2 separate regions of the Homo sapiens genome follow, and region 2 is linked to region 1. A link is an interaction called in ENCODE POLR2A ChIA-PET data of the cell type or tissue named here. Cell type or tissue: endothelial cell of umbilical vein. All regions are shown on one strand. Each heading gives the region's core, and the rest is flanking DNA. Links, peaks and the distances in the headings are about the cores only.

Region 1 (16,138 bases), core at 8,064-12,063:
CATGCACACAATTTGGTATGGTATCAATGTCACATTTGAGTGTGAATAGCTAATTTTGGCAATCATTTTGCAATCTGATCATGACTGATTTCTTAGGATTTTTTTTTTCTTTTTTGACAAGGTCTCACTTTGCCACCCAGGCTGGAGTGCAGCGGCGCAATCTCGGCTCACTGGAGCCTCAACCTCCTGGGCTCAGGTGATCATCTCACCTCAGTCCCCCAAGTAGCTGGGACTATAGGCCTGCGCCACCACTCCCAGCTAATTTTTTGTATTATTTTGTAGAGATGGGGTTTTACCATGTTGCTCAGGCTGGTCTTGAACTTCTGAGCTCAAGCGATCCACCCACCTCGGCCTTCCAAAGTGCTAGGATTACAAGCGTGAGCCACCACGCAGGCTGCATACGGATTTTTTTATTTTTAACACAGGCATTTAATCTCCAGTTTAACAATTACCTATTCTTGGGTAGGAATGAACCCCCGTGTAGCCCTTCAAAACACAATTGTAAGTATCTGTGATATTCCTATTGCAAAAGTATCCTCCTATTCTAAAGGAAAATATGGTTGAAATATTAAATCTATTCTTTAGAAGGTCACCTGAAGTTTACTCTTCATTTACCTTCTTCTCCCATGAAAACCCCCTGTGCCCACTGCCCCATGCTGGGGACCTTTAGACAAAAGCATGGTGGTGAATCAAACTTGCAGTTCAAACTCTGAAAGAGACTTTATTAAAATGGACAACAGATGTGAACAAAGAAAAGAAATAGATCAAAGATGTGAACTCCATTCATGAGGATATTTGCAAACACAAAGCATGCAGGTTTTTGTTATTTTTAACTTTCATCAATGCAACCTTCTGGGTGGAGGAGGAAATAACACTGAAAAATAAAAAAGAGGGAGTATGCAATTGTGGAAGAGAAAGTCTTGTATCTGTGGAGTGGAATGGATTTAAAAGAAGACAACTCCACATACATTTTGAGCATCTTATTTGTGTAGACACTGGTGGGGATGCTGATGGCACAGGCAGGAAAACATGCCATGATCTCCACCTTCAGAAGCCCAGGGTTCAGGGGAGAAATCCAAATTACAAAATAACTGTAATAAATGCCAAATGCAAAAATTCAGAGATACAAATTTTTCATTATATATGTTGATACAAACCATTGATATACTTTTCAAGAAATGTGAATTGTTTTCGTAATTAAATAATAAACTGAGCAAACTGTAGCTGTTGCATAAGAATTGAAACAATTTGGAAACAAAACAAGTAATTGTTGGCTTTTATGATTTATACTATCCTTGTGCTGGAGAATCTGAATGAAGCAGTTCTGTAGAAGAAGCAGCGGAGGCCACAGATAGTAAATTTGGAGCCTGTGATTTTCAGTACTTTGCTGGATTGCTGCTTACAGTCATTTCTTACAACTTTAAACTTGGCCATGTCTCTTATTCCTTGCTGACCAATTAACATTCACACCACAAGTTCTAATGCCTTTTATTTGCTATTTGGCATTCCCAAACCTCACACATTCGTACTGCTTAGTCCAAGCTTCACAATTCTTTTGGTGCAATTTGGAGATTTCTATTTGAAAACATAGTGGGGTTATTGGGAACTTGTTTGCATAGCTTTTATTTTTTAATAAAGTGTTAAGGTCAGGACAACTTTTAGCTAAGTCTCAAAATGGCCTTATAACAATGGAGAATGAAGAGAATAACAGCACTTATTGTTTTCTGTTGGCTATTAAGCAGATATCTGGAAACTTCAGATGAAGAACTTTACCCAGTTTTCTATAAACCGAGATAGTAGAAGAAAATGGAGAAAATTATTGGGTTCTTCCTTACTTTAAAAGCTTACTTTTCATTTTAAGAAGCATCAACTGGTTTAACAATAATAAGTACTATTTATTTTAGAACTTTGAAAACATTCTAAGGTCTATGGGATAATTTTGAAGGTCTTTTCTTTTGTTGAGATTATTTGTGAGAGGAAATATAAAGTTGTAGTTCTTCCTGCACAATGATCTCAATTGGCAAGGACACCCAAAACAGGCCCAAAAGCTGTCCAAATTCTAAATTGGAAAACAAATGAATTAGCCTTAAATGTTTAGAAATAAACAGGTCCAAACAGGTCCAAAAGCTGCCCAAATTCTAAATCAGAAAACAAATGAATTAGCCTTAAATGTTTGGAAAACATATAAATTACAGTCAGTCTATTATGTAAGTCAATAAAATATTTTTATGCACTAAATTTCTTTTTTCATCAATGAAACAAATCTAAAAGTTACTTCTAAAATCTTATTTGCCCAAAGTTAGGCCACAAAGTGGAAGATAATTTTATTTTTTATTTCTCTTATTTTGAGGAGCTAGGGCTAGTAAAAACATAACTAAATAAATATAAAGAAACCAAACCCAGCGTTTTCTGATATTAAATTATTTCTATGAAAATGTAGATTCCATTTTAGGATAATCGGCTTTGTAACATGGCTTCCAGGAATATATTGTGGTAAAAGTATGATGTGCCTTTCAGTAGTATTACTTCACAGATAAACACATTACTTAATTGGAAAGCATAACATCCAGCTACCTACCGTGATGAAATGAAAAAGGACACAAAGTAAAAACAAATCAATAACACTTCAGAGTGATCAAATTATTTTCATAGTGAGTGAATGGATTCATAAACAAAATGAATTTTAAAAGGAGGGTCAGAACACAGTAAAACAGGTAGCTACTCGGGGTCAGTAGGCTCACAAAAGGGAGTTAGAGTTGGAATTCAGCCTAACAACCAAGTGGTTTTAATTGTTTATGACAGTGAGGAATAGAGTGAAGAAGAGCATATAAAAATGACAAATATAAAAAGAGCCCACTTTTTTCCCTGGTTACTTTTAACTTACATCTTCCCACCATACATTTTCTTAAATTCTGTTTGCCTACATGTAATAAAATTGTCTGAAGTGAGTGTAACCTGTTCTTTTCGTATTCTTAGTCTGATGAATATAGCAATATTCCCAAGCAGTTATCCAGATTGAGGAGCTAGGCTAGAAGACAAATAATTCACTTTTCTCTCAATCAAGTAAGCCTTGCTATTAAAGTAAAAACACAGTTGAACTAAGCAGTGCCCCTAGCAAAATAGTAAAAATTGTGAATTATGTAAATTCTAATGCATTAAATTAGAAATTGTTCTCTTTATTATGAGATATCATGGAAGCTGATTATAAACGACTGCTATTGAATGTTTCAGGGAGAAGATGAGATGATGTAAGAAGGTGAAATTTCTTTTAAGAATATTTAAATTATGAAACACAGTCTTCATGCTTCTACAAGATAAGAAACAGTTTGGTTCCAACGCTTAAAGATGGGAATTGATCAGCTGGTCTTTCTTGTCTCTTTAGTATGTTTGATTTTTTTTAAATACTTGCATGCATTGTTTTTATACTAGAGCATTTTATACATTGTTTTTATATTAAAGCATGCATGCATGTTTTAATACTTGCATGCATTGTTTTTCAGTGACAGATAAAATTGAAAGGCAAAAACAAAAGTTGGAAGTGAGAAAAAATAGATCTTCTATACATTCTTATGTTTCATAATGAAACAACAATTATCAATAAAATAAGTGAGAATTTTTATATTGCACATCTGTGAAAAGTAAGAACACTTTATAAGTTCAATAGAATGATATTTTGTCTGTGATTATAATAATAGAAAAATGACATATATAGTTTTTATGCCTTCATTTCTCTCAATAACATTCTAATAATTTATTTGTATTGTATTTTATAAAAGTATAGGCAGTAAATACATTTAAAATCATAGACAGTTTGAGACGAACTGCTCTATATCTGTGATTTTCAGACTTTAAGCTGCATATAAATCATCTTGGAATCTTGTTAAAATGCAGATTTTGATTCACCATATCTTGGTGTATCCAGAGATTCTGCATTTGTAACAGGTGCTGTGTGACAAAGATGTTGATGGTCTGAGGACTGTACATTAAATAGCAAGGCAACAGATCGCTTCTGTTATTTTTTGGATAATATTTTTAGTTGTTGTTAGTCACTAGACACTCTTGCTTTATGGGCAACCAGTCTTTAATTTTATACAAAGCATGTAAAGAATACATAGAACTGCGTAGAAACTTCAAAAAGTCAAGGCAATATCCCTGGAGTGACCACTCAGTCTCATGGGCAGGGTTGCTCCAACCATGTCTTCTGGGAAGTTCTGAGCTGGTAGAAGCGGACCCTGGTTTGAGTAGTGAGCAATTTCAAGGATTGTTCAAAGGAAAAAAAGAGGCCAATGGAACTTTGAAATTTGTCAATAGTAGTTCCCCGGGGACTTAATCCATGAACATTTCCTCTGATTTTTGGATGCAGCTTGAATTAATGGAAGTCCTTCCACCCAGCATTTCCACTGAAGGTAAACCAAATTATGTTATCTTTCTCTATAGAATTATTGGCATAAAATCTTTTAAGTATCAGTGCAAAATTATAGATTTATGGCATTGTTTTTTGATGTATTCCTTATATTTTGAGGCTAATTTGTGATAAAAGCCAGAAACATGATGATTTCTTTATGAAAAGCATACCATTTAATAAGTATGGATGAGACTACGGTGCTGAACTAATATAAATATGACGCATTAGTTCTAGGTAGTTTGCAGGCTATGCAATGTTTATATTATACTAAGTATGTTGAGTTAAATGCAGAAATACAACAAAGAGAATCTTAAATGAAAAGAAATAAAAACAGAAGTATATGAAGTTTGCAAAGTGATAGTTAAAGAGTAGTATTTCCTGATTGCAGGCAGTATACAATGCAACATAAGCAGAAAATGGCTAGATAATGGCTTTGAATATGAAGAAAGAAGTGAATGCAAATATAAAACTTATCCTAACATACCATGTTTCAGATAATTCCAAAGAAGCACATTTTCTCAGTGTTATCATGCAAAGTTCTGCATGCCATCTTGCTGTATAAAATATATTGTCATTCCATCTTCATACTTATTTGCAATACTGTTTATTGTAGAAAGAAAACAGAAGGAAAACCCTAAACAAATATTAAACATTCAGGGAAAAACCCTGTTTTATTTTGGATGTCATTTATAATATTTGAAGAAAAAAATGCTAATACTGTGAAGTAAAAGGTTTCTCTTTTTGTTTATCTTTTCCAAAGAGCTTTCTTCACATTTGAATACATCATAAAACTAAACTTTAATAGTAATATTAATTGTGGCACACTACAATAACTCTGACTCTCAAAGTAAGCTTAAGAATCAGTTATGGCCTAAACATTTATTTAAATATGTGTGGCTAGAGATGGTGGCTCAAAACAGGCCCAAAACACACCTGTAATCCTAGCACTTTGGGAGGCCAAGGTGAGAGGATCACTTGAGGCCAGGAGTTTGAGACCAGCCTGGGTAATACAGCAAGACACAGCACCCCCATCTCTACAAAATTTTTTTTTTAATTGGCAGGCATGGTGATGTTCACTGGTAGTCCTAGCTACACAGGCGGCTGAGGCAGAAGGATCATTGAGCCCAGGACTTCAAGCTTACAATGAGCCACAATGGTGCCACTGCACTCCAGCCTGGGTGACAGAGTGAGACCCTGTCACTAAATAAATAAATAAGTATGTGTAAGTATTGAAAAAACTTACTTTGCTTATGGAAATTATTTGCTGTTATTTGAAGAGTACTTAAAAAATAATGATGATAAAATAATAGTAATAATAATAATGATAAAGAGCTTCTAGTACCTTTATTTCTCTGCTAACTATAAAGTACATCCTCATTTAGGGAGGCTGAGGCGGGCGGATCACGAGGTCAGGAGATCGAGACCATCCTGGTTAACACGGTGAAACCCCGTCCCTACTAAAAATACAGAAAATTAGCCGGGCATGGTGGCGGGCACCTGTGGTCCCAGCTACTCGGTAGGCTGAGGCAGGAGAATGGCGTGAACCCGGGAGGCAGAGCTTGGAGTGAGCCAAGATTGCGCCACTGCACTCCAGCCTGGGCGACAGAGCGAGACTCCGTCTCAAAAAAAAAAAAAAAAAAAAAAAAAAAGGTACATCCTCTTTTAAGGAAGTAACACATTAACATTTCCAGGAAGGACATATGGCATTATTCTTTCAAGTCTCCCTCAAAGTCAATTGGAGTTACATATTTTTACAAAATGTGTAAAATAAAATCTTTTTTTACTGCACATTATTGCCTATTATTTCCAAGAGCAAATCAGTAAAATCTGATTATTAGCCAAAGTGATAGAATGCTTTCTGGCAAGCCACTGTCACAGATTCACACTGGGAATTAGGGAACACACAGAGTTGGCAAATAAAGAAAACAATCAACCTCCTACCTTGTCCGATATTTTCATAAGGTTTTTTGAAATAGGGGAGGCCAGAAGAAATTGGAGGAATATTACAGTTTACTTTGACCTAGGATTTTAAAATATCAGAGGAAAATAATACTTTTTTTGGATTGAATAATAATCCTTATAATTTTATAAAACCAACTATACACCTTCTGTGTGTGTGTGTGTGTGTGTGTGTGTGTGTGTTTCTGTTCCTTCATATAGTTGAGTAATCACTGCCCTTACTTTTAGGTAGCCTATAGGTATTTTCATAATTAAATGTTAAGACATAGCTTTCAAAATCTACTTTTATTGGAATTTATCCTTGATTTCTGAAAAAAAATGCAATTATTTACAGTGATCAAAGTCAGGTTGTTGTGCCTGTATCAATTTATATCTTTTGAGATCCACTGTTGGATTGTTAAGTCTTGCACACACAATCATTGTTTTAGAAAACGGTGGGATATCTTCTTAAGAATGTCATTCTGTAGTGATGAACTTAAAGTTTAATGATGTTTTCTTTTGACTCTTCTTCCAATCTGTCCTTCAATTCTCCATTTCTGTTAACCTAGCACCATGGGTGTTATAATTGCCATGAAAAAGATAGCTGAGGAAAAGACCACTGTGCATGATTAAGATAGATATTAATGTGGAAGAATAAGTGTCTCCTACAAAGTTTGAATACACCAACAGATGTTTTATTCACCAAATGACTAACCCTAAGTATGTGTAGATTTCTAGAAGTCAAGCCGAGGTTAACTGAGAATAGACTTTTAGACACAATTTCTGCAAAGATAGTTCTTAAGCCCCAACTCTGCCAATTTTATCATCTTCCACAGTATTTGTGATAGTTGGGAATAAATTCTAGTCTATTGTTTATAAATCGTTGACATAAAACATGTACTCAGTGAATAAATTGGACAAATCATTATTCTGCATTGTGATTTTTCTCCATGATTTAATATTTTTTTAGCTCCTGTGGTATGCATTGTAATGATATAAATCAGCATTCCACTTACATGAGGCAGCCTTAATTTGACTCAATATCCATCTGTGGTAAACATTTACATTTTCAAACATACCCCAACATTTGAGAGGAGAAGACAAGAATAAAATTGTATGTTAGACATATGCCACATGTCTAAATATTTAAAAGATATAAACCAAGCTATTAAACTGACAATTAAATTTGGTTCAATTCTCTTATTTTGTCAAATATACTTATTCAAAAAAGAATTTGTGCAAAGCTATTATTTTTATAAATTGAAATTTGAGAAGATGTCAGACTACTGAGTTTGTTAATGCACATATGTGGATGCCATCTTGATAAGCCAGGTATGTTCAGTGAGTAGTAATATAAATGCATAAATTGCTTCTTCCAGAATATTTCAGCTCTAGTTATTTTGCTATAATCAAAAGTTTTACATGATTTTTGTGTATTGACAGTAATGAGCTAAGGGATTAAAAGTATCCACAAAATGTAAATTAAAGTAAATATAAAACAGTAAAATTAGTTGTCATATATGTTTTCAAAGATTATATATCTTAAAATATTAAGTTTATTTATCAAACATTACACGGCAAATGCAAATTTTAATTTATGTGCACCAAAAGTTTTAAGAAAACTATTTGAATACTTTTCATGTCTGTAATCCCAACCCTTGGGAAGGCTGAGGCAGGAGGATCGCTTGGAGCCAGGAGTTCTATACCAGTCTGCAATGTAGCGAGACTCTCTACAAAAATAAAAATAAACCTAATGCTAAATGACGAGTTAATGGGTGCAGCACACCAACATGGCACATGTATACATATGTAACAAACCTGCACATTGTGCACATGTACCCTAAAACTTAAAGTATAATAATAATAAAAAATAAAATAAAAATAAAAATAAAAATAAATTATCCAGGCATGGTTGTGTGCAACTGAAGTCCTAGCTACTCAGGAGGCTGAAGTGAGAGGATCACTAGAGCCCAGGAGTTTGAGGCTGGAGTGAGTTATGATCATGCTACTGCACTCCAGCCTGGAGATTCTTTTTATTTGTTTAAAAAATCAATTCAAACAAACATTTTGTTAAAAAAAAAATTCTAGCATTCTGTACTCATTTAGTTGCCACTATAAAGAATTGCTATCATACCTTAGGCATGTTATTTAACCACCATATATACAAATGTAAGAGTAAAAGTATCTTTAGAAGTACGAACTGGGAAATAAAAAGAAGAAAAGAATAAAAATGATGCCTTCAACGCTATTGGGAAACCATACTTCATTATGCAAAAATCTGTTGAATTCATGCTATCCTCTTTGGCAAGTTAATTCATTTTTCTTATCTCTTAATGTGTTTGCCTCCCAAATATTCTCTGCATTTTGAAGCAGTGTGTTTATATCTTCAATGTTGTTGCTACAGTTTGGATGTGTTTTCTCCAAAATTCATGTGTTTAAACTTAATGGCCAACACGATGATGTTAACAGGTGGGGCCTTTAAGAGGTGATTAGGCCTTGAGGGCTCCTGCATCCTGAATGGAAAGGGAGGCTTCCTGTGCTGCCTTCCACCAGGTGAAGACACAGCCTTCCTCCCTTCTGGAAGATGCAGCAAGACACCAAATGCTGGTGCCTTGATCTTGGACTTTTGGCCTCCAGAACTGTAAGAAAATAAATTTCTGTTCCTTGTAAGTATCCCAGTTTGTGGTATTTTGTTATAGAAGCACAAATAGACTAAAGTAGAAGGCAGTGGCACAACCCATACACATTTGAGCACTGCTGCCTTCTGTTTTGAGAACACAGGGCAAGAGAGGTGGTGAAGTGTTTCCCTGGGGCCTGGATGGTATTAGTAAAGAAAGCACAAGTTTAGGGTGCAGGTTCTAGAACTGAGCTCTGCACACTGAGTAACATAGGCGGTCATGTTTTCTAACATGAATTACTTCTGTTGTTTATTATATGCAGAGTTCTTTAAAATACAGGACCCAAAGCAAGAGGCCTTGTCCAAGTTTCAGGACATGTTTTTTGTTTGTTGTTTGTTTGTTTTTACATATGATGCAGAGGGCTTAAGAAATCAGTTTGGGAATTCAAGATACAACCACATTTAGTCAAGACATATTTTAATGATGGATAAGTCAAAACCACTTAAACTTAAATTTCTGTAAAGGAGGAAAGAAAGTTTCCAGTTGCTTTGTAGTTATATATTAATTATCGCTTGATATCTGCAAGGCATTGGTTCCAGCACTCCTGTGGATAACAAAAGTTGCAAAAGCTCAAGTCCCTTAAATAAAATGTATAACATTTGCATGTAACTTGCACACATCCTCCTATATATTTTAAATCATATCTAGATTACTTATCATTCTTAATACATCTAAGTGCTGTGTAAGTATTTACAGTGTGTTTTAAAGTTTGCATTCTTTATTGCATTATTCTTATTTTATTTTCTAAAAATATATTTGATCCATGGTTGGTTGAATAATCTTCAAATGTGGAACCCATGGATATGGAAGGCTGACTGTATATAATTTGCATTTTTAGGTATAATTTACACGCTTTGGAGGTAGATGGGGTTTGTGCAGAGAATGTAGACATTGACAATTAATATTTGCTGATTGATACCAATCAGTTACCTTCCCATTAGAAATGACACTATGTAATCTTGAGAAAATTCTTCTGAGAGAATTCCATAGGTTTTGCAAAATATTTTGTGAAGTCATGTTTCCATTTAATTATTGATAGTTAACTTGATGCTCATTATAGTTATGAATTATAATTCTGCTGAGAAAAAAACATTTTTATGTAAGGGACAAGAAAGGGAAAGGAAGACGAAAGAAACATTCTAGCAAGCCAAATGGCAAAAGTCTGGCAACATGTAATACAGATCTGCCAAATACATCCTGCTGCTTTTCAGTGTGGCCACCTGCCAAATAGCTCTGCATTGCATCCTCAATAGGTTTGACAAGAGGAAGTGAAAAGAGACTCCACTGTAATGCTATGGCTCAATTAATAAACACTCATTCTGGAAACCATTAATTGTTTAAATTGGGTTTCCTGTCTGGTAGAATGTTCAGGCTTGTAGCCGAACAAGATTAGTGCTAATTCTCATTAGGCATTTAAAAATACTTGTTTTAAGGACATCTCTTATTTATTAATTATGTGCTTAGCATCCATATTTTAGATAAAGGGCAAACAAAGTACAAGTCCTAGAGGGCTGAGTTAGTAATAAATAAAGCATAAGAATAAACTGTTCCACATTTAAAAATTCATGATTCTGGGTTCAAACCAAATTAATTTCTTAAGAGTAATGTTTCCTTCAGAGTCCAGTACTCTTATTATTCCTTAAATCAGTTTCATGTATGGTTGCCCATGTTGGCAAAGTAAAACATTCTGCTTTTTAAATATTCCTAAGTTAAGATAAATCTTAAATTAAGGGGGATAAAAGCTTTATAGAACTAGGCACTGTAGAAAAAAAATCAAGAGAAATAGTACTAAGTATCCCAAAGAAATACACAGAATAATAGAAATGTTGAACTTAAAATCATGAACTATGTATGATTATTTAATCCAACTATTAATTTTAGATGTGAGGCAAATGAGGGCTTTGTGATTTCCAGTCCCATATTCCTGTTAGTAAACCTTGATGTTCATCAGAAACATCTAATGGATGATTCATGTGTTTAAAGTATGGTAGCAGAAAGCCATATTTTCAACAGATGACTAAGGTTATTTACAGGCATATGGTCCATGAATCTCACTTTCAGAAACCCTGCAGGACCCAATGTTACTACCCTGAATAGAAGACAGTATTGAATGTTGCAAAGGTTAGAAGGGAGATGATTGACCAGTAAAATGATGGAAATGCAAGAAAATAAGAATGTTAAGATTTTTCAACGCCCACACCCTAAGAAACGGGATTGAAAAGCAGTGACTTCAAGTATAACACCAGAGTTTCCATTTGGATCCTTGAGGTAGGCCACTTCCATTTTCTGTCGGCACCCAACATCATTCTTCCCTCCCTCCTTTATTTACCTCTTTGTGTGTATGTGTACATTTGTTAATATCTGTCTCTCCCTCAATATCATGAACTCCTTTGAAAGGAAAAACTGTCTTACTTTTGCACCTCCTCAATTTTCTTATTTCTAAATGAACTATATGGTTCCTGTCTACTTTGCACTTAATTATCCCATTTTTCCCTCAGTTCTCTTCACATCAGTTAGTGCAACTTTAGGACTAACTTCTTTGTCAATTGCTTTGTGTCCAAGCAGACTTTAGGTTCTGAGTATAAAGTCCATATGTGATACATATCTTTATACCCACCAGAATCTAAGAGAGTGCTTGGCACAGAGTAGGCAGTTTATACTGGAGAGCAGGCCTTTATTGACTGATGAGAATATGTGACAGGATTTGAAATCTTATCCAGCATACACGTTTTGATAGCAGCTACCGAAACAAGGGAATGTTGGAAGGGAACTTAGGATGACAGGAGGAGGGTAAAAGGCAAATTGAGTGACTTTCACGTTTTGAGTCAGTGAGAACCAAAATAAAGGACTGGTTCAAATCCACAGGTTAAACTCAAGGAAATATATATATATATATATATATACAAATTATATATATAATATATATAATATTATATATTATATATGTAAGATATATTATATATTACATATATAATATATACTATATATAATATATAATATATAATATATTTTATATTACATATATAATATATACTGTATATAATATAATATATAATATATTTTATATCTAATATATATTATATATTATATAATATATTATATACATTTATAATATATATTTGTATAATATATATTTATATATTATATACATAATATACATTTATAATATATATTTGTATAATATATATTTATATATTATATACATAATATATGTGTATAATATATATTTTTATATTATATATTTATATATTATATACATAATATATATGTATAATATATATTTTTATATTATATGCATAATATATATGTATAATATATATTTATATATTATATATTTATATATTATATACATAATATATATGTATAGTATATATTTATATATTATATATTTGTATATTATATACATAATATATATGTATAGTATATATTTATATATTATATATTTATATATTATATATTTATATATTTTATACATAATATATCTTATAATATATATTTATATATTATATATTATATATTTATATATAATATATAATATATAAATATATAATATATAAATATTATATTATAATATATATTATGTATATAAATATTATATATAATAGATTGTTAACCAGGAAATCATGTGTAATTTTATTAAACTGCAGTTTAAATCAGTTGTCTAGCAATAATGGATCAGAGATGCAGCAAGATATTTGAAATGGATGAAGTGAAGGGAACTATTGTTTTATGTGAACATTACGTGCCAGGGTCTGGAACATATTTTATATAAACTCCCCAATTAAAGAGAAAAAATGTGGTTTTCTGTTAAGCTATAGATAGTGCAAGGGTGAATACAGCTCTAATGATGATACTCAGATTTAAAAAGATGCGGCAGTTCTGGAATTTCAGTTTTATGGGGCTTTTTTCTCCCTCAATCTTAGAAGATACAATAGAAGACAAACATATTTGTTCATGTTCATTAAAAGAAAGCCTGACAGTGCTGAAAAGAACAGGTAGTGACTGATTCCAGGAAATATTATCTGTGATACAGTTGTAAAAATTGCAGGGCATCTGTACAAACTACAATTTATAAGCAAACAGAGAAATCATGCTGGGTTCTTTTACTTTCTATTAAGGTCATAAAAGAAAGTAGAAAAAAATAAATTTAGAAGACTTTTTTTAGCAGTGATTAACACAGAGAGGAAACAAAATGAATGTGTAGTTAAGAGCCATTATATTTTTTTGGTGGGGAAGTCAAATTAATAGTTTTTTTTTCCCTAAGAAAAATTTGAACTCTAATGGACTTTTGACTACAAATCACCTATCAGGGGATTTTTTTGAAACTACATATCATTTATCAGGGGGATTTTTTGTATGTGTGTGAAGTGATTGATAGAATGACATTTTTCTATTGTCTGTAGATAAAATATGCCAAAACTATAATTGTTTTCAGAAGTTTGAAGTCATAAAAATGTATTTCAGTAGTGAATTTTTTAAAAGTATATTTAAGCCAGGGAAAAAAGATACGGAAGTGACATTTTCAAAGGGATGGGGGTGTCATTAAAAGTTATTCCATGATAAAGGAAAATTGCATCGGTTTTCTTCTTATAGCAGATTCTCTCGCCTATCATAGTCAGTGTTATAACTGGGTTAGATAAAATGCAGGTAAATTCTTGCTGTCTTCATACTTCAGTTCCAACCAATCTCAGGATTTTTTTTTTACATGTACACTAAATCAGTAGAGTAAAAAACTAACATTAATAAATAACTTGAACTTTCTTTTACTCTTCAAGATTTGAGCCAGCTTTAAAAAATGCACAAGCCAGTCCAAACTTGGTAGATATCCCTTTTATTTCCTTAAGTAAATTTTCTCAACTGCCAAATTGAAAAATTTTAATTTATTAATGCTTGCATGAATAATTCACTCTCAGACACTGAACGATCCCAAACAAACAAGCCAGTTTGTGTATTTAGTTATGTGAACTTTTGAATCCACTGCCTCATAAATCCAGTACTTTATTGAACCTAAAAAAAAAAAAAAAAAGTGCTGACCCCTATTGGCCCCACCATTAATTATCTCCCACTGCAGACATCACATCTTTTCTTTACTCTTCAGGATTGTTTCTTCCTTATTAAACATTTTATATATTTTCCCCTATTATGTCTGTGGTGCTCCTCAGTAGGCATTGGATGGCTTTGGTATAATTTCAGTAATTTTTCCCAGGATATTCTGCTGTACCCGTAAAGATATCAGTTATTTATTTTCTAACATAAATCTATGGGAAGTATTGATATATTCATCTCCACTAATGAGAAGATTGGGCCTCAGGCAGGTTGATACATGGTCAAGATCATTTCAATCCAAAGTGTTGCACCTTTCTTTTTTTTTCTTTGGCCTGTAAGTCATGTTCTTTGCCTCTGATCACTCCTGTGCCCTGTGACTATCCAGCAGACCTGATGATATTTTCCCTGGCTTCCGTCTTACAGATCCCTTCCCTGAGCCTCCAGTCTAAATTGGGTCCTCATTAGACAGTACTGTCTTCATTACCTCATATTTGTATAACAATTTGGGATTGTAAACTTGTGTGATTGATCATATATGTGTCATGTGCTATCCTGTAAAGCTCAGTGAGGGGACGGATTGTATCTATTTCACTTCCACTGCTGCATCACTTGTGTGCACCACAGAAACTAACATACAGCAGGGCACACAGTAAATATCATTGAAAGAGTGTGTTAAAGTGAGATTTAAAACCAAGCCTGTACCATGGAAGTCACAGATGTACTACTGCAGGAGTGGTTGTGGTGTTTTCGTGAACGGTTCCTATACATGGATTCCAAGTCCTGGTGGCTACATATGCACTATCCTGTACCCTATATTCTATATTCTATACTGTCATACTGAAACTAGGTTGAAAGCTCATTGAAAGCAGATCTTACGGTTTCTATTTAGACTAAATGAAACATGTAGTTAGTTGGTTAACCCTTCATAAGTACTTACTAATTGATTGGAAACTGATCTTAACATTTAATTTGTTACAGAGCATACTTTATTTCACTAAAGCCATCTTCCTGACGCTGTTCTCTAGCATGCTTTGTTCTTCTGTTATAATGACTGACGATCATAATCAGGAAAGGGTATGCCTGGTGTTAATGCTTCATTTTTTCCCTTTTATTCACAGGCAGTTGGAGTGATCAAGCTTTCAAATCCCTGAAAACGTGAGCTGTGCTATGTCTGGGGCAGGCTCCATATTTTTATTATGTACCACACAACTCTAAAAGCAATACAGAAATTCAGGGCACTTAGATTGAAAAATGAACACTTTCCACATTTAAAGGAGAAAGACTTACATATTTTTGGAGTTACATACATTCTTCATCCCATTTATGAAATCCAAAACCCACGGTTGGGCATAAAGCAGGAGATTTAATACTCTTCTGCTGGTGGGTTTTGTTGATTTTTACTGCCCCCTCCACCCACCCCTACCTTATCCCACTCCATCCCCTCTGCTCTTTTTGTTCTTCATAGTTTTGTGCTAACTTCAGAGCTGCAAATGTGTCATTGATCACAGATTTATATATATGAGCTAAGAGCAGGAATGCTAAAATAATTTCTTTCTCAGGCCTTAAAGATAAATGATAGGTCAAGATGCTTTACTTCATAGCCAAACATACTAAGGCACAGAGCAACATGGCAGGAATTTGAGTTGTGAGCGCCAGAAGTGCTTGTTCAGCACTAACAAGAAATAGGAGAATAGGATCAGTATAATCTCATATTCTTATTAAATTAAAAAAAGACAGAGAGTAATGCCAAGGTTATGACATGAACTGACAAGACCAAAAAAAAAATCAGTTTTTCTGATGCTTCAGCCTTTGCAAGCATAGGAAAGAATTAAAAAAAAAAAAAAAAAAAGCCCTGTGGCATGAGTTATAGATGAAGTATCTGCCTTTAGCTTGGAATTTCCTGGCATTTTTCAGCCTGTGACACAGACTTGATGTGATTAAACAAAGGCTTTTCTCCAAATTTAAAGCTCTTAAAAAAAAAAGCTGAATCTAATACTCTAACTTGTTTTTAAATGGGAGCAGATGCCTCTGTTTCTTGAGCTGACTTCCAGATTCTGAGAAATAAATGAAG
Region 2 (16,138 bases), core at 11,885-15,884, 570 kb before region 1:
AATAGAACTTTTTGATGGATTAGAAATGGAGTTGGAGCTGAGGAATGGTGTTAGAGAATGAAGGATGACTCCTAAGTTTCTGGATTGAGCAGTTAGGTGGTATGTGGTACTACTCACTAAGATTGGGAATACAAATAAAGAGCTCTGTTTTGAACATCTTATATTTGAGATCCTTATTGAATTCAAGTGAAAAGACTGAGAAGAGAGTTAACCTCTGTGAGTTTATAATCCAGAGAGGAGAGTCTAGACATAGAAATTTGGGATTTCTCAGCTTATATCAGGTGAAGTATTGAGACTGAAAAAGATACAGCATAGACAGACGACTGGTCCCAGGACTTAACTCCCGAGAGAAGAGAATTTAGGGCAGAACTATTGTTCACTGATGAACCCAAACCCTTAGAACAGTACCTGCTTGGCACATGGTAGGCTCTTGATTTATTAAATGAATGGCTGAACTGAAAACCCTTGATGTTTAAAGGTTGGTGGAGGAGTGGCCTTGGGGTACAAGTAAAATCCCAAGAAAATGGTATTATGGAAGCCAAGGCTCCGAATGTCTCAAGGAGGAATAACCTCCTTGAAATATGTATTAAAGATGTGTTAATATGTATAAAAAATGGATAGTGGGCTAAGTAGTCTGGAAGATGAAAATAATAAACTTTTTTCTTTTCTCTTGTTTTTTTTTTCCTGAGTCTCTTTTTGCAGTCAACTTATCTTTGTGGCTAAAGGTACATTTCACAGTTCTGAAATCCAAAATGACCTGAAAATTGAAAAAAATTTTGGTAACTCATTTGGAATCAAAATCTTAACCTGAATCAATGTGAGGCTATTTATGATCTTTATTCCTCTGTGAATACCGTGAATATTCACACTTTTTTGCTGTAGAAATATTAATGTTTGATTATATCATGCCACCCAAACTCTAGGCTATTACATAATATATGGCAGGTGTACCATATTATCTCTACAAAATCTGAAAAAGTGTAAAATTTGAAACATATCTAATTTGAAGGAATATGGATAAGAGATTGTGGACCTTAGTAGACACTTCCATTCTGTTAGTTTCTTGAAGAGTGAGCAATTTGTAAAATTTTGCAGATAAATAATTCTTTACAGTAATTTCTTTGCATTGACAATTAAAGTTTGTTGTGTTCAAGGAACCACCTTGAGCTGATTTTTCTGAATGTTTATTTCATTGGTAAAGTATTTTTATGTACAGGTTGAATATCCTTTATCTGAATTCTTGGGACCAGAAGTATTTCAGATTTGGGGAGGTTTTGCAATATTTGTAATTATTTACCAGTTAGCATCCCTAATTCGAAAATCAAAAATTTGACATGCTCCAGTTAGCATTTCCTTGACTATTAAGTTGGTGCTCAAAACAGTTCAGATTTTGGAACATTTTGGATATCAAATTTTTGGATTAGGGATAATCTGTATTTTGATGCAAATCAGTAACATTTAAAATGCCCAAATTATTAATACATTACTGACCATTTAAATGATGAATAAAAATTGTAGGGTCTTAAAACTTCTTAGCCTTTTTATACTTTATGAAAAAGTGGGCTGGGCACAGTGGCTCACATCTGTAATCCCAGCACTTTGGGAGGCTGAGGCGGGCAGATCATCTGAGGTCAGGAGTTTGAGACAAGCCTGGCAAATATGGAGATACCCCGTCACTACTAAAAATACAAAAATTAGCCGGGTATGGTGGTGGGCGCTTGTAATCCCAGCTACTTGGGAGGCTGAGGCAGGAGAATTGCTTGAACCCCAGAGGTGGAGGTTGCAGTGAGCCAAGATCACATCACCGCACTCCAGCCTGGGTGACAAGAGCGAAACTCCATCTCAAAAAGAAAACAAAGTGGATGCCTACAAAGTAGCCATCTAGAGAATTGTGAGATACAGAATTAGTGGGAAAAAGTTGGAGATGGTTATTTTATAACGCCTTTATATTTTAGAAGAATTCTTTTTTTTTTTTTTTTTTGATACAGAGTCTCGCTCTGTCACCCAGGCTGGAGTGCAGTGGCACGATCTCGGCTCACTGCAACCTCCGCCTCCTGGGTTCAAGTGATTCTCCTGCCTCAGCCTCCTGAGCAGCTGGGACTACAGGCGCATGCCACCACACCTGGCTTTTTTTTTTGTATTTTTAGTAGAGACGGGGTTTCACAATGTTTGTCAGGAAGGTCTCGATCTCTTGACTTCGTGATCTGCCCGCCTCGGCCTCCCGAAGTACTGGGATTACGGGTGTGAGCCTCCACGCCCAGCTAGAAGAATTCTTGGTAAACCAAAAAATTATCTGTAGCTTGGCTGCCCTGTATACATGTATCATTTAGGTTCTTTGTGTATTCTTTGTGGGACTGGGGTCCCTAAATTTCAACAGAGAAACTTGTTGAAAGCTATGCGTATTCGTATACGATTTGAGGACCCTATTAGTAAAAAGTAAATTACTCTGATATATTAGGTACAGTTTCTTGTGTTCATTTTCTTTAAATTAACCAAGACCCTAAGCCTTTATTTAAAATATTTATATTTCATATTATGTCTTTTTTTCAGCCTTCACCCTGCCATTTCTAGTGAATCTGTAAGTGTCCTTGACATTCCCTGTTGTTATTACTTAAGAACATTAGCTGTGAGCTGCCCTGCCAGAGTTTGAATCTAGCTCCTCCACTTGCTGGCTATGTGACTTAGGCAATAATACCTGACTTGTCTGTTTCTCATCCTTCTTTACTATTATACAATAGGAATAATGTAATAATACCCACATCATAAGGTTATTGACAAGATTAAAAGATATGTGAAGTACTTAATAGTGCCTTCTAGTAAGCACTCAACAAGTGTTAATTACTGCTTTTTTTTTTTTTCAAACACACTTGCTCAGAAATTGCTACTGTAGTCTCCAATTATTGGGGCCTGGGGCTTTTCACTGGATTTTCAGTGTGCATCAAATAACTAGAGTATTTGATGTTATGATGTGGTAGATGTTAGAGACATTTCATTTGGGTAATTGTTACACAGAGGCAGATAGATGGAAGTTATTGTTTAGTTTGTGTCTTTTCTGTTTTAGGTGATATTGGAAATTATTATGGGCAGGGTCATCCCACGAAACCTCATAGAATCTGCATTTCTAGTGAAGACTAGACTTTCATTATTTTTACTTTAATGATTTCTTTAGTAGTGATAACTAAGAAATGCCTTCCCTTGTATTAATTTAATTACATGATGCTTTGTAATAACACTAGTGGGTTTTCCATATCTAAGAAATGATGAGACCAGGCTGCTTTCAAGGAACTATATATCCCTTGTATTGTCACCATGTAAGGTAGAGCTTTATGGTAGATTCTTTCTTAATAGGTAGTTTATTTTCTGCAATCATAGCCTCTTAATTATAATTGCAGAGGAATGTTGCAAAGGGCCATGGCCCTGCTTTGCTAAACTCTATATTGTTTCTTAGCCTTGTTGGCACCTGCATTAAAAAGGTGGCTTTCCCTTTAAAAGACTTTGTATATGAATTGTTTTCAGAAGAGAGCTGTGCTGAAAATGAAGTTAACTAAAATTAGAGGTGTGATACCAACAAAATCAAGTATTTATGTTATTAGAAGCATGGATTTTGTAAAAGCTGATTGTTTATCCCGTACTGTTATCAAATATGTAGGAGAGAGGACAAAAAAGTTTTTGGGGTTGTTTCCATTAAACAAACAAAAGGTGTATTTAGGGAGGACTTTGAAAGATTTAGTGGATAAATTGCATTTTTTATTCTAGCTTTTATTGTAATATATAAACCCGTGTTGAAATGATAGACTTCAAACCATTAAAATAGCTTGACTGTCCTGACCCTGTGGGGAATTAGTTCCAAGACTTCCACAGATAGCAAAATTCATGGGTGTTTAAGTTCCTTCAATAAACTGGTATAGTATTTGCATATAACCTATGTATATCTCCCCTTACACTTTAAGTCATCTCTAGATTACTCATAATACCTAATACAATGCAAATGCAGTGTAAATAGTTGTTACACTGTATGATTTAGGGGAAGATTACAAGGAAAAAAAGTCTCTACGTGTTTCCAGCAGACACCACCATCTATTTTTTAAAAATATTTTCAGTCTGCAGTTGATTGAATCCACAGATACAGAGGGTTGACTTTATATATTTGAGAGGCTTCTTGTTATTTACTATTATAGGAAACACTGGAGCTTTACCTAAAAGTATTAATTTTATTGAAATTTAGTTGATGAAAATCTGTGATTTTGTTATTTTCTCTTTTTTAAATCTTATGCATAAGTTTAAAGACATTGTGATATAAGATGCCGTTTAAAAAGACAGGCTAGGAATTACAACTTTTTAGTCATGAAGAATGAGACAGTATTTTTATTACCTTGAAAAATGTAATGCTGTGTCTTAGTGGAGCAAAACCTCATTTAGGACCTAAATTTCAGTTACCAAAACTTCCCTGATGGGCTTTAATATGGACACGGTATGTTTTAACATGCAAAACGCCAATTATGAGATTTCTGAAATGCCAGCAAATCATCCAAAAAGCAGTATTTGCTGAAAAAATTTTAAATCATACCAATAAAACTCAGAGAACTTAAAAGCATGTGAATTTGCCAGAGAATACAGAAAGCAGGCATCATTTCAAGGAACAGAAATTTTAAAAATTGGGGGTAGCTAAAAATCAGAAAAGCTTGCTTTCCTTAATCTACAAATAAATATAATGTGTAATAATGGAGTCTTCAGCTGGTAAAAGTGTGCGTAGCGTCTTAGTCATCTGATACAGTTTGAAAGTTGCAAAATAAATCTAAGTTGCTAAGGTTTTAAATAAATTTTGTTAAGTAGTAAATGCCTTCTAATGATAGACATACATAAATTCAAATAGTTCATGGAGGGTCTCTTGTCTGTATTGTTTAGTTTGTGTCTTTTCTATTTTAGGTGATATTGGAAATTATTATTATGGACAGGGTCATCCCATGAAGCCTCATAGAATCCGCATGACCCATAACTTGCTGTTAAATTATGGCTTATACAGAAAAATGGAAATATATGTGAGTATTCCTTTTAATACATATTCAGCACTGATCTTTTTTATTTTTTTTTAGCTACTGTGAAACTTTGTCTATTATTCCCCTTTTGAGGGCATTTAGCAGATGAAAAGATCTGGAAGAAAACAAACTTCTTTTTTCGTTTATTCTTAGGAGATGAATAAGAATGAGAGCTATACCCTCTTTTTCCTTTTCCTTTAACCATTTAAAAAAGTTCCCCCTACCCTAGGCTTTCATGGTTCTGGAGAACAACTCAGTATAGCAACAACTCAGTGTAGCATATTAAGTATTTTTTTTTTTTTTTTTTTTTTTACAATAATTGTTAATCTGCCTGTGCTGCTGAAAAGAGTTGACCTGGGACTGTTACAAAATAATAACACATAAAATTAATCCCACAAATATTTGCAGGGCATATAATACATATGGAATACTGTGTTAGTGTGGCCAAGCATAGTACAGATAACACAAGTGCAACAGCTGCCTTAATGTTTTTGTAGATAAAGATGAGGGTATGTATAAACAAATACAGACACGACAATTAGCTATTTGGGGAGAAAAGAAATATTTAAAACAATTAATGCTAGGCAATATATGTGAATATGTGAATTATTTTCAGTTACATGTAGACATTTAGAGAAGAGGGGAAGTTAGAATAAGACTCAGTCTGGAAGTCTTGTGGAAGAATTGTGTCATACGTGAAATTGAGCTCTTCGGAACAAGGAAGATTAGGATAGAAAAAAGGACGAGAGGTCGTGAACAAAGATTTAGAATTGAAAACTCTTGTAGTGAGTGATTTCATTGATGAAATCACTGGATGTTTTATCATGGAAAAGGAGAGAAAGTAGAGTTTATGAACATATGGATTTGACTTTTTACTCGAACTGTTTCCACTAAAATAAGGAGTGATTAAATCATAGTTGATATGCCTGTGTAATGCTTTTAAAGGAGTTTGAATTAGTTTTGAGATTGATTACTGTTTTCTAAAACACATATAAGTTTGGGTTAGTTTTGGAATTTATATATTTTGTTCTGGTAGACTTGGTTCTTTTGAGGGGACCGATAGGGGAATTTGTATATTTGTTTGATAATACTGATATAACCGGTTGTAATTCCACAGTTCTGACATTTATTTCTCTTCACAGAGGCCCCATAAAGCCACTGCCGAAGAAATGACAAAATATCACAGTGATGAGTATATCAAATTTCTACGGTCAATAAGACCAGATAACATGTCTGAGTATAGTAAGCAGATGCAGAGATGTACGTTTCTAAGTAAAAAGTAGTTTTGCTTTGATAAATGTAAATTAGTATTTTTAGGAGCTTAGAATGATCTAAATCTGAATATTTTTCCTGTTGGTCTAATATGTTACAGTTATTTACTGATTTGAAAAGTCATTTTAACACTACTAAAGCTACTTAAGAAAAAAGTAAACCTATCTGAAGCTTATTGGTTTGCAAAACTGCTGTTTGGGTATTCTTCTACTCCTAGTTTGCTCCCCTGATAACTTTGGGTTAATACATATTGGTAGGGAGACCTCACTCCCTTACTCCCTCGCTTCAAAAAAACAAAAACAAGATTACACTTTGATTAGCCTTAGCTTGGCATGTACATATCTCTTGTCTTGTCTTTGTGTACTTCAGTTAACCTGGACTATAATACACATCTCTTTTTCTTTGTTAAGATATTAGTGAAGCTTTTGATTCTACGTAATGTTCTCTTGTACAGGTTAAAAGTATTTTATTTTTAGAGATTAGTAACAAATTGGCTTGAAGGTAGAATGCAAAAGTCAACCTAAAATTATTGGAACAGTATCTTTTAAAGCTTGATACCAAAGTTCATTCTCATTAGTGTTTGTATTGACTGACTTCAGTGATGATTATACTAAATTAGTGTAGGTGCTAGACATCTCATATTTACAACCTCATACACATTTCTGCCATATCTTGTTTGATTTGTTATAATGCTACAATGTAACTAGAACATGTAGTATTTAATTTTTTTTTTTTCAATGAAGATTCCAACTTAGATGCAAAAGAGGCATGAGTAGCCCTTGGGCAAACAACATAACAGGATTGATTTAAAACCCACATAATAATGAGTTCTATTAAGCTTATGATCCTGGCCAGGTGTGGTGGCTCACGCCTGTAATCCCAGCACTTTGGGAGGCGGAGGTGAGTGGATTACCTGAGGTCAGGAGTTCGAAACCAGCCTGGCCAACATGGCAAAACCCTGTCTCTATTAAAAAAGTACAGAAAATTAGCTGGGTGTGGTGGTGCGCGCCTGTAATCCCACTACTCTGTAGGCTGAGACAGGAGAATTGCTTGCTTGAGCCCCAGAGGTGGAGGTTGCAGTGAGCCAAGCTCACGCCATTGCACTCCAGCCTGGGCGACAGAGTGAGACTCTGTCTCCAAAAAAAAAAAAAGATTATGATCTCTCTGTGCAGTAAGAAACTAAAATTCATTTCTTATAGTGCTTGTGACTTAAGGGTATACAAAGATATTAATATACAAAACAAGGACCCTTATTCTTGAAGAGGTTACAATTCAAGGGCATAGGGAAAGACTAAGAAAGGGTTACATACATCTGCCATATCCTTTCATTCTCTCAGTGCTAAGGAACTAAATGTGTGATCGTTTATCTGTAAATGTTTTCCTTGTTGTCTTTAGTATCCTATGTTTTGGCTCCCATGAACCTAGTTAATTCTTAGCAACTTTCAAGATCAAGATTAGCCATGGGAATAGGCAACCAGCTGTTACATCTTTTTGGTTTAGTAACTTACTGACATGCATTTCAAAGTTACAGATATTATAGGTATTTAAGGAGTTTCAAAGAAAGTAAATTATAAAGCAATTGAAGTTGCTTTTAGAATGTTAACTTATTGTAATATTAAGGGGAAAGGCCTAGAAAATTTAAGCCTGTGTTTTAATTAAATAAGAATTGTTGTACTTAGACAACTATTGAGTTCTTGTTAATAGACAGAAATATTCCACAGATAATCCTGATAAGATTTGATGATCTTTCACAGATAACACTTTAATTACCTTGGATAAAACAATAAATATATTTTAAAGTTGGAAACTTTATATTATACTGTGAAGTGTATGTTTGATGATTGCATCAAGCAAAAAAGTATTTGTGGGAAATAGTTTTTGTAAGAAAAGGCTTTCATTAATTTGCAGAATGTGTTGAAATTAATGAAATCCATCTTCCACAGTTAATGTTGGAGAAGATTGTCCAGTGTTTGATGGACTCTTTGAGTTTTGTCAGCTCTCAACTGGCGGTTCAGTTGGTAAGTGCTAATGCAATCAGATTTAAAAGTTGATCTGAACTTGGTGTGTTATCTTTCGGGTTATTTGTGTAAAACAGAAGTTTTAATGATTGTGAATTTTGATAACAAAAGGAAATCAGTATGTTTATAGTAAAGTACAATTTACTTTCAAACCTCTATGTTTTATGATTATGACTTAAACGCTTTTTAAACTTATTTTCACTTGGAGACTTCATTCATTCCCTTTGTCTTCTAGGTATCATTGTTACTACCACTTTCCACATAAACCATTATTTAATCTCAGGTTGCAGCTCTAGGAGAATATTTTTCTAAGGAGTAACTCCTATTTGTGTTATAGATGATTTCTGTTAACTTTCATGATTTTAAGCTCTTGCTTATGCATGGCATACACTTGTAGTGTTTTTGTCTCATTCTACTACTTTTTTATGATAAATGTTTAAAAGGTCTATCTTGTTTCTACTTCTTAGCTGGAGCTGTGAAGTTAAACCGACAACAGACTGATATGGCTGTTAATTGGGCTGGAGGATTACATCATGCTAAGAAATCAGAAGCATCAGGATTCTGTTACGTTAATGATATTGTGCTTGCCATCCTTGAATTACTAAAGTATGTTAATTTATATTGATACTCTTTTCAGTGATAAAGTGTTTTCATTAAAACACAATAAATAAAGTCTATGGCTTTAAAAAATATTAGGTAAACCATAGGTTGAAATAGTTAATGGTGAATTTTCTATGAATTCATTACAAAACAATGAAGAAATGCAGGAAATTTGCCCAATTCTTCAATTATTAAGACTTAGAAGTGTGGCCAGGCACTATGGCCCAGGCCTGTAATCCCTCCACTTTGGGAGGCTGAGGTGGGCGGATCTCTTGAGCCCAGGAGTTTGAGACCAGGCTAGGCAACATGGCAAAACCCCATCTCTACAGAAAAAAAATTAGCCAGATGTGGTGGCATGCATCTGTAGTCCCAACTACCCAGGAGGCTGAGGTGGGAGTACCTGAGCCCAGGAAGTTGAGTCTGCAGGAAGCCATGTTCCTGCCACTACACTCTAGCCTGGGCAACAGTGTGAGACCCTGCCTTAAAAAAAGAATTAGAAGTGTATAAAAGGCCAGTGCCGTGGCTCATGCCTGTAATCCCAGCACTTTGGGAGGACGAGGTGGGTGGATTATGAGGTCAGGGGTTTGAGACCAGCCTGACCAACATGGTGAAACCCCATCCTACTAAAAATAGAAAAATTAGCCGGGCGTGGTGGCGTGCGCCTGTAATCCCAGCTACTCAGGAGGCTGAGGTGGGAGAATTGCTTGAACCTGGGAGGTGGAGGTTGCAGTGAGCCGAGATGGCACCACTGCAGTCCAGCCTGGGCTACAGAGTGAGACTCCATCTCAAAAAAAAAAAAGAATTAGAAGTGTATATAAATGTCAAAACTCCCATTAAATACCCTTTTTTAAAAGTAGTTTGGCAATTTTCATTTTAGTTAGTTTCAACTAGTAAAAAATGACAATGACCTTGGAAGTTTATATTCTAGTATTTTGGATGTTTTAAACTGAAGACAAAAATTTGAAGCCAGTGTTAAAGGAAATTTTTTTACCTATTGAGTTAGTCTAACTGCCTAACTTCCATATCTGAATGAGGCTTTGTTCTCTACTGATGGATATAAAATTATCTCTGAGTTGTTGAAGGAGTTATTTTTCCTTATCTGTGGCTGCAGTTTGAGAGAGAGATCTATAGAGGTACTTAGGAATTTGGATGTTCGCAATGTTAGTTATTTTTTGCCATCAGTTATGACACATCTTAGCAGATTCTACTTTGTATTATACTGAGCTAGTGTTTTTTGCTTGTAGTTATTCCATGCATGCTATCCATAGAGGCTGACTTTTCAGTCAACTTAAAATTGATACTGACTCCTCAAATAAACAGTGATTGAGCAGTATCAGTGTAACATCTTGCCTGCTCATCAGGAGCAAAGGAAAATCATTTGCAATCATTTGCCTTGTTTTTTAATTGACTGTTGATGTTGGTTCCAGTGTCTTCAACTCTTTGAGCAAGTTCTTGCCCACTCAGCTAATAGTTTTAAACAACTTTAATTTGTCTGGACACATTTTTTTGGGTGGTGTAATCAAACATGATTTAATTAATTGACTTGGTGCACAGCTTTCCTTGCTTATCTAACACGTGAGCCGCTCAGAAACTTTATTTTGATCACAGCCTCATTTCTGTTTTTTTAATTTTGTGAAGAAATTTTGCTGTACTATGGTATGCTGTTTATAGTGTTATGAGAATATTCTTATGAGTGCTTAGTCTGGAAATATCAATTTACATTGTATTGTTTTATTTAGCACAGTTATGGCACCATTATATAATAAATACAATGCTTTGCCATCTAATAATATCTCACTTCACTATACTTCAAAAGGATGACATGAGAAGTCCATTTTCCCCTTATTTTGACATGAGTATACACTGGTAACAAAATGTCATGACATGGTGATTCATGTGACTCCTAAACTGCGTTTGAGTTACAACTGTGTCACTAATCTGTGGTGCTCCAAGCACCAGTTTGAAGTCATGAGAGTACCACATGTAGCCTCTGTCACAGCTAATCGATTCTGCAGTTCAAATGAAGCCATAGGTAATAAACAATTGAGCATGGCTGTCTTTCAGTAAAACTTTTTTTATGGACACTGAAATTTGAATTTTGTATAATTATCACACGTCAGAAAATACTCTTGTTTTGGTTTTGTTTTTAAACCATTTAAAAAATAATAAAAACTTCTTAGTTCAAAGCTGAAAAAAGAGGCAATTGGCCAAATTTGGGCCATGGGCCATAGTTAGCCAATCCCTATTTTATACTATTGAAGATTTACTACAGAGGTGTTTTAATTAACAATCTTGAGTATGGTATAATCTTCAGTTTTTAATATATTAGAAATATGTGCTATGTTTTTGAAGCATGTAGAATAGAACAGATTTCACAAAGAGTAAATATATATTTTTTAACCTACATTGGGCCACAAGTGGGTATTTAAAGGCCTGAGGCTCAAACCTCAGATATTTGAATAACCTCTTAGGCTGAATGTAAAAGGTGATTAAACATTCTGGAATGCAAGAGCTCAAAAATGGGTTTCCTGAATTTGTGGTGCTTCTTCCCATCTTAGAACCTTTAAAGGAAAAACCAAAACTTATGGATTTGTTTTCAGGTATCATCAGAGAGTCTTATATATTGATATAGATATTCATCATGGTGATGGTGTTGAAGAAGCTTTTTATACAACAGATCGTGTAATGACGGTATCATTCCATAAATATGGGGAATACTTTCCTGGCACAGGAGACTTGAGGGTAAGACTAAATTCTGTCTGAAAAAATATTGTGAGATGAACCTAGGAGATCAGTAATCCTATACTTGAAGTAGTATTTTTCTCCTGAGTTAATAATTTGAAACTTGTATGCAGAATTGAATTACTACGTATGCAGTAACATTTGCTAGAATTCACTGTTGCTGACTATAAGCAAAAATTTAGTGAAAACTTAAGGACAGTTTTTTTCTCAGCTGTTTTCTTTGGTTGAATAAATGTTTTTGAATATCCACAAAGCATGAAGCCCTTCTCTTGATGTTCAGTTTGAATCTTCAAAACTACCTGATGGTAGCCTACGTTGCTATTGATTGTAAAGAATGGTGGAATAAAATAGACTAGGTCTTTTTAGGTTCTTCTGCTCCTCTCTTTTGTGATTGGTCTTGATTTTTAGTAGATCTAATTTTAATCTTTTTTTTTCTTTAAGCTTCTAAAATTGGTAATGTATTTAGGTAGAGAAAGGATACCATAGTGTAACCTTGCCTGCCTGTTAACATTAAGTGTATTTCTATTTTATTTGTTATCTTTTTCCATTTGATGCTCTTGTCTTTTATGACTCTGAAAACCACTGGTCAAATCCTATTTCTATAAGTTCATTGAAGGTTTTTTGCCTCACTACACTTTTTTTGAACCTAACTATACAAATGTCGAAATTTATTCAATAATTTAAACAGCTGTTTTTAGTTCAGCCTGGATTATATGGGAGATTTATATGGCATTGAACAAAGTTTTAAACTATTTTATTAAGATTATTTTTCACATCTGTGGTATATCATTACAGTTTAGCAACCAAAGTTTAAAGAGTTGCCATAAAGTATTCTTAAGCTGTATGGCTTTTCTTTATTAGATCACAGTGTGATACTTTCTCAGTAAACTCTTTGAGTAAAAGAGTTACCTTACTGAAACTTTTCCATACTTACAAATGGGTGGGAGGTCAAATGTTTGGTTTGAGTTTAAATTATTTAGCTTTTAAAATTGCAGATTTGTAATTTCAATTCCTTGCCAGTAAACTCCTTCAATTTCTCCCTTTCCCCACCTGGTCTTATCTTACAGACCAGTGCTTCTCAAACAGTGGCGCCTAAACTGAGGAAAGCAGATCAGCATCACCTGGGAACTTGTTAGAAATACACATTCTTAGGGCCCAGAAACTCTGGGTGATTCTTCACCTTAAAGTTTGAGAACCACTGCTGTAAACTGATAGAATACATTTGTCAACAACCATTACATCCTAGTGGAAGTCAAGCAAAAGTCTTCTCTGTTTTAAGCTTAAAGAATAAGACAGTATCTTTGCAGTGTGATGCTAGTTTATCTCAGAAGTGGAAAATGGAAGCTTCATTTAATTTCTGACAGGTGGATGTCACTATGGTCTCATCTCAGTTATTATTCAAAATTCTTACAGTTTGAAGTTTTTGAAAATATTAGAGAATGCTGTTTTAGAAGGATTTGAGAATGGCTTTCAACATCTCTTTTTCTCACTTAAGATTTTACAATCGCTGGGCCGGGCGCGGTGTCTCACGCCTGTAATCCCAGCACTTTGGGAGGCCGAGGTGGGAGGATCACGAGGTCAGGAGATCGAGACCATCCTGGCTAACACAGTGACACCCCGTCTCCACTAAAAATACAAAAAATTAGCCGGGCGTGGTGGTGGGCGCTTGTAGTCCCAGCTACTGGGGAGGCTGAGGCAGGAGAATGGCGTGAACCCGGGAGGCGGAGCTTGCTGTGAGCCGAGATCGCTCCACTGCACTCCAGCCTGGGCGACACAGCAAGACTCAGCCAAAAAAAAAAAAAAAAAGATTTTACAGTTGCTGATGTTTTCAGGATAACATTTGAATATTTTAAGCATGTCCCCATAACTTCGTAAGAGAATTAAAATCAGTCATTACATTATATGTACAGCTGTTTTTGGACTTTCTGTGTAATTCACGTGTATCTTTGGATGTTAATTTAATAAACACTCCTTTTTCTGCCTGCTAATTCATTCTCATGCTGAAAAGAAGGCTACTCTGAGTTTAGCTCATTGTTGAAACTGTTTGCTTTAATTCAAGTAGTCTAGTGGAAGAAAGAAAGGTGGCATAGTAGCAGTTGCAGAATGAAACCTGGAAGAGAGAAAGCTATGTCTAACAAGGGCAGCAGCTCTGAGTTGCCAGCTAGTTAGTAGCAGTTAGGATGAGAAGTGCTGACCAACTTTTCTGTATTCTGAAATCTTAGGGTCAAAATATATTTCATCTGTGTTTTAACTGTGCAGTAGGACTGTAAAGTTTTCACAATACTTTGGCTTTTCCATATTTGTATGGTTTGTATTTAGTTAATCTTAATAAAAACTTAGACTTCAAGAAAAATTGGGAGAGGAGGTGTGTAATTTTGCTTGCTTTCTCCTCGTTGGATGTTGGGTCTCATAACTCTAATATTGAGGGTAAATTTTGCTTTTGTAAAATTGGACTGAAGCTAAGATCATTCCATGAGAGGTTCAGAAGAACTTGCACAAGTGCTAGTAATCCTGAAAATTCATGGATCTTCAGACATTATCATTCAACGCACATAAGAATTAGGCACCCCCCCCCCACCCCACTCAGGCGCAGTGGCTCATGCCTGTAATCCCAGCACTTTGGGAGGCTGAGGCGAGTGGATTACCTGAGGTCGAGAGTTCGAGACCAGCCTGACCAATATGGTGAAACCCCGTCTCTACTTAAAATGCAAAAAAAATTAGCTGGGTGTGGTGGCGTGCACCTGTAGTCCCAGCAACTCAGGAGGCCGAGACAGGAGAATTGTTTGAACCTAGGAGGCTGTCTTGGCTCACTGGAGTGCAGTGAGCCGAGATCATGCCACTGCACTCCATCCTGGGCGACAGAGCAGGACTTGATCTCAAAAAACAAAAAAAAACAACAAAGAGGCACACCCCAATCCTTTGGTATTGCAGTTAAAATACTATTTTGTAGTAATGTCTGTACTATACAGTATCTTCTAGGAATACGTATACACACACAGAAATGCATATGCACACCTACAAATGCATAACATATACAAATAAGTAAGTATATATAATATATGTATATATCATTTAAGAGTATATGTAGCTGGAACCTTTGCGTCTTTTGAGAGAGATTAATGCCTGGAGTGGTACTCATTCAACAAGTAGGAACAAAATTTGTTTGAAGTCCAAGTCCAATTAAGAACAAATCTGAGGCTGGGCACCATAGCTCACGCCTGTAATCCCAGCACCTTGGGGGGCCGAGGTGGGTGGATCACCTAGGTTGGGAGTTTGAGACCAGCCTGTTGAACATGGAGGAAACCCTGTCTCTACTAAAGATACAAAATTAGCCTGGCATGGTGGCACATGCCTGTAATCCCAGCCACTCGGTAGGCTGAGGCAGGAGAATTGCTTGAACCTGGGAGGCGGAGGTTGCAGTGAGCTGAGATCACGCCATTGCGCCTCCAGCCTGGGCAACGAGCAAAACTCTGTCTCAAAAAAAAAAAAAGAACAAATCTGGTGCTTTAGTCGGTAGCTGTTAAATCTTCGAGAAAGTGTGGGTCGTTCTTTCATCATAAGTAAACTCATACCAACAGATTGTGAACCACAAGAAGGATTCTGCAGATGATTGTCCGGCAGGGCTTTTTGGCTTAATTTATTTTCCACAGGTTTACTCATAAAGTTGCCTTGTCATCTTAAATATTCTATTTATGATGGATTTTCTGGTTTAATGTAATGTAATTTCATTGCCTTTAACTTGTGTTAAATTTCTTTTCTGTCAAAAATAATCACTACAGATTAATTGAAAATGGTTCTTGTATGCTTTACAAGCAGTCTATAAATATTGGAGCATATACTTATTTGTTGTTTATTATTTCCTTTCTCAGTTTGATTGTTCCGGTCTCAACTTCTAAGATGAATTCAAAATTGGATCCTTAATACTTAGTCTTTCAGTCTTTTCAAAATGTAGTAAACAAATGCCAAACTTTTTATTATAGAATATTCTCTAAGATCAGTTTAATTATGTATTTTAGGATATTGGTGCTGGAAAAGGCAAATACTATGCTGTCAATTTTCCAATGAGAGATGGTATAGATGATGAGTCATATGGGCAGATATTTAAGCCTGTAAGTATTATTGTTTTCACAATTGGAATGGAATTTCAGAATGTTATTGGAGATGCTAACATTTGTTATCTTGTGTGTAGATTATCTCAAAGGTGATGGAGATGTATCAACCTAGTGCTGTGGTATTACAGTGTGGTGCAGACTCATTATCTGGTGATAGACTGGGTTGTTTCAATCTAACAGTCAAAGGTAAGCAATTCAAAGGGTGGTATTTCCAGAAAAAAATGGTTTTTCTTCCACCCAAGAACTCCCCGTAAAAGTTCTCATTGTAGTTTCTTGCCTGCTGTTTTAACACTGTACTCTGCATTTTTCATGGGGTTTTGTCTGTTGTATGTATGACTAGAGTTATTCTTGTTTCATT

What was found. Peaks named below come from ENCODE experiments on the same cell type or tissue, not always from the same donor. Only the 100,000 strongest peaks of a DNase experiment are listed, where the experiment ranks them.
Region 2: POLR2A ChIA-PET joins it to region 1 with 5 read pairs; 2 of 35 experiments call an interaction of 5 or more read pairs at or near these places.

What each region holds. Positions count from the first base shown.
Region 1 is chr6:113,376,301-113,392,438 of GRCh38, reverse strand. It overlaps LOC107986637 (a long non-coding RNA gene), which reads left to right and starts at 16,059. Exons shown (of 4, transcript XR_001744312.2): 1 at 16,059-16,138. In endothelial cell of umbilical vein, for the core only: no CTCF peak of the experiment used is centred there; a DNase peak (open chromatin) is centred at 10,238.
Region 2 is chr6:113,948,807-113,964,944 of GRCh38, reverse strand. HDAC2 (histone deacetylase 2) reads left to right here. Exons shown (of 14, transcript NM_001527.4): 2 at 4,927-5,039; 3 at 6,179-6,296; 4 at 8,252-8,326; 5 at 8,794-8,932; 6 at 11,527-11,668; 7 at 15,685-15,777; 8 at 15,858-15,966. Among named protein-coding and RNA genes, the nearest start is that of HDAC2-AS2, 13 kb to the left of the region's middle. In endothelial cell of umbilical vein, for the core only: no CTCF peak of the experiment used is centred there; no DNase peak of the experiment used is centred there.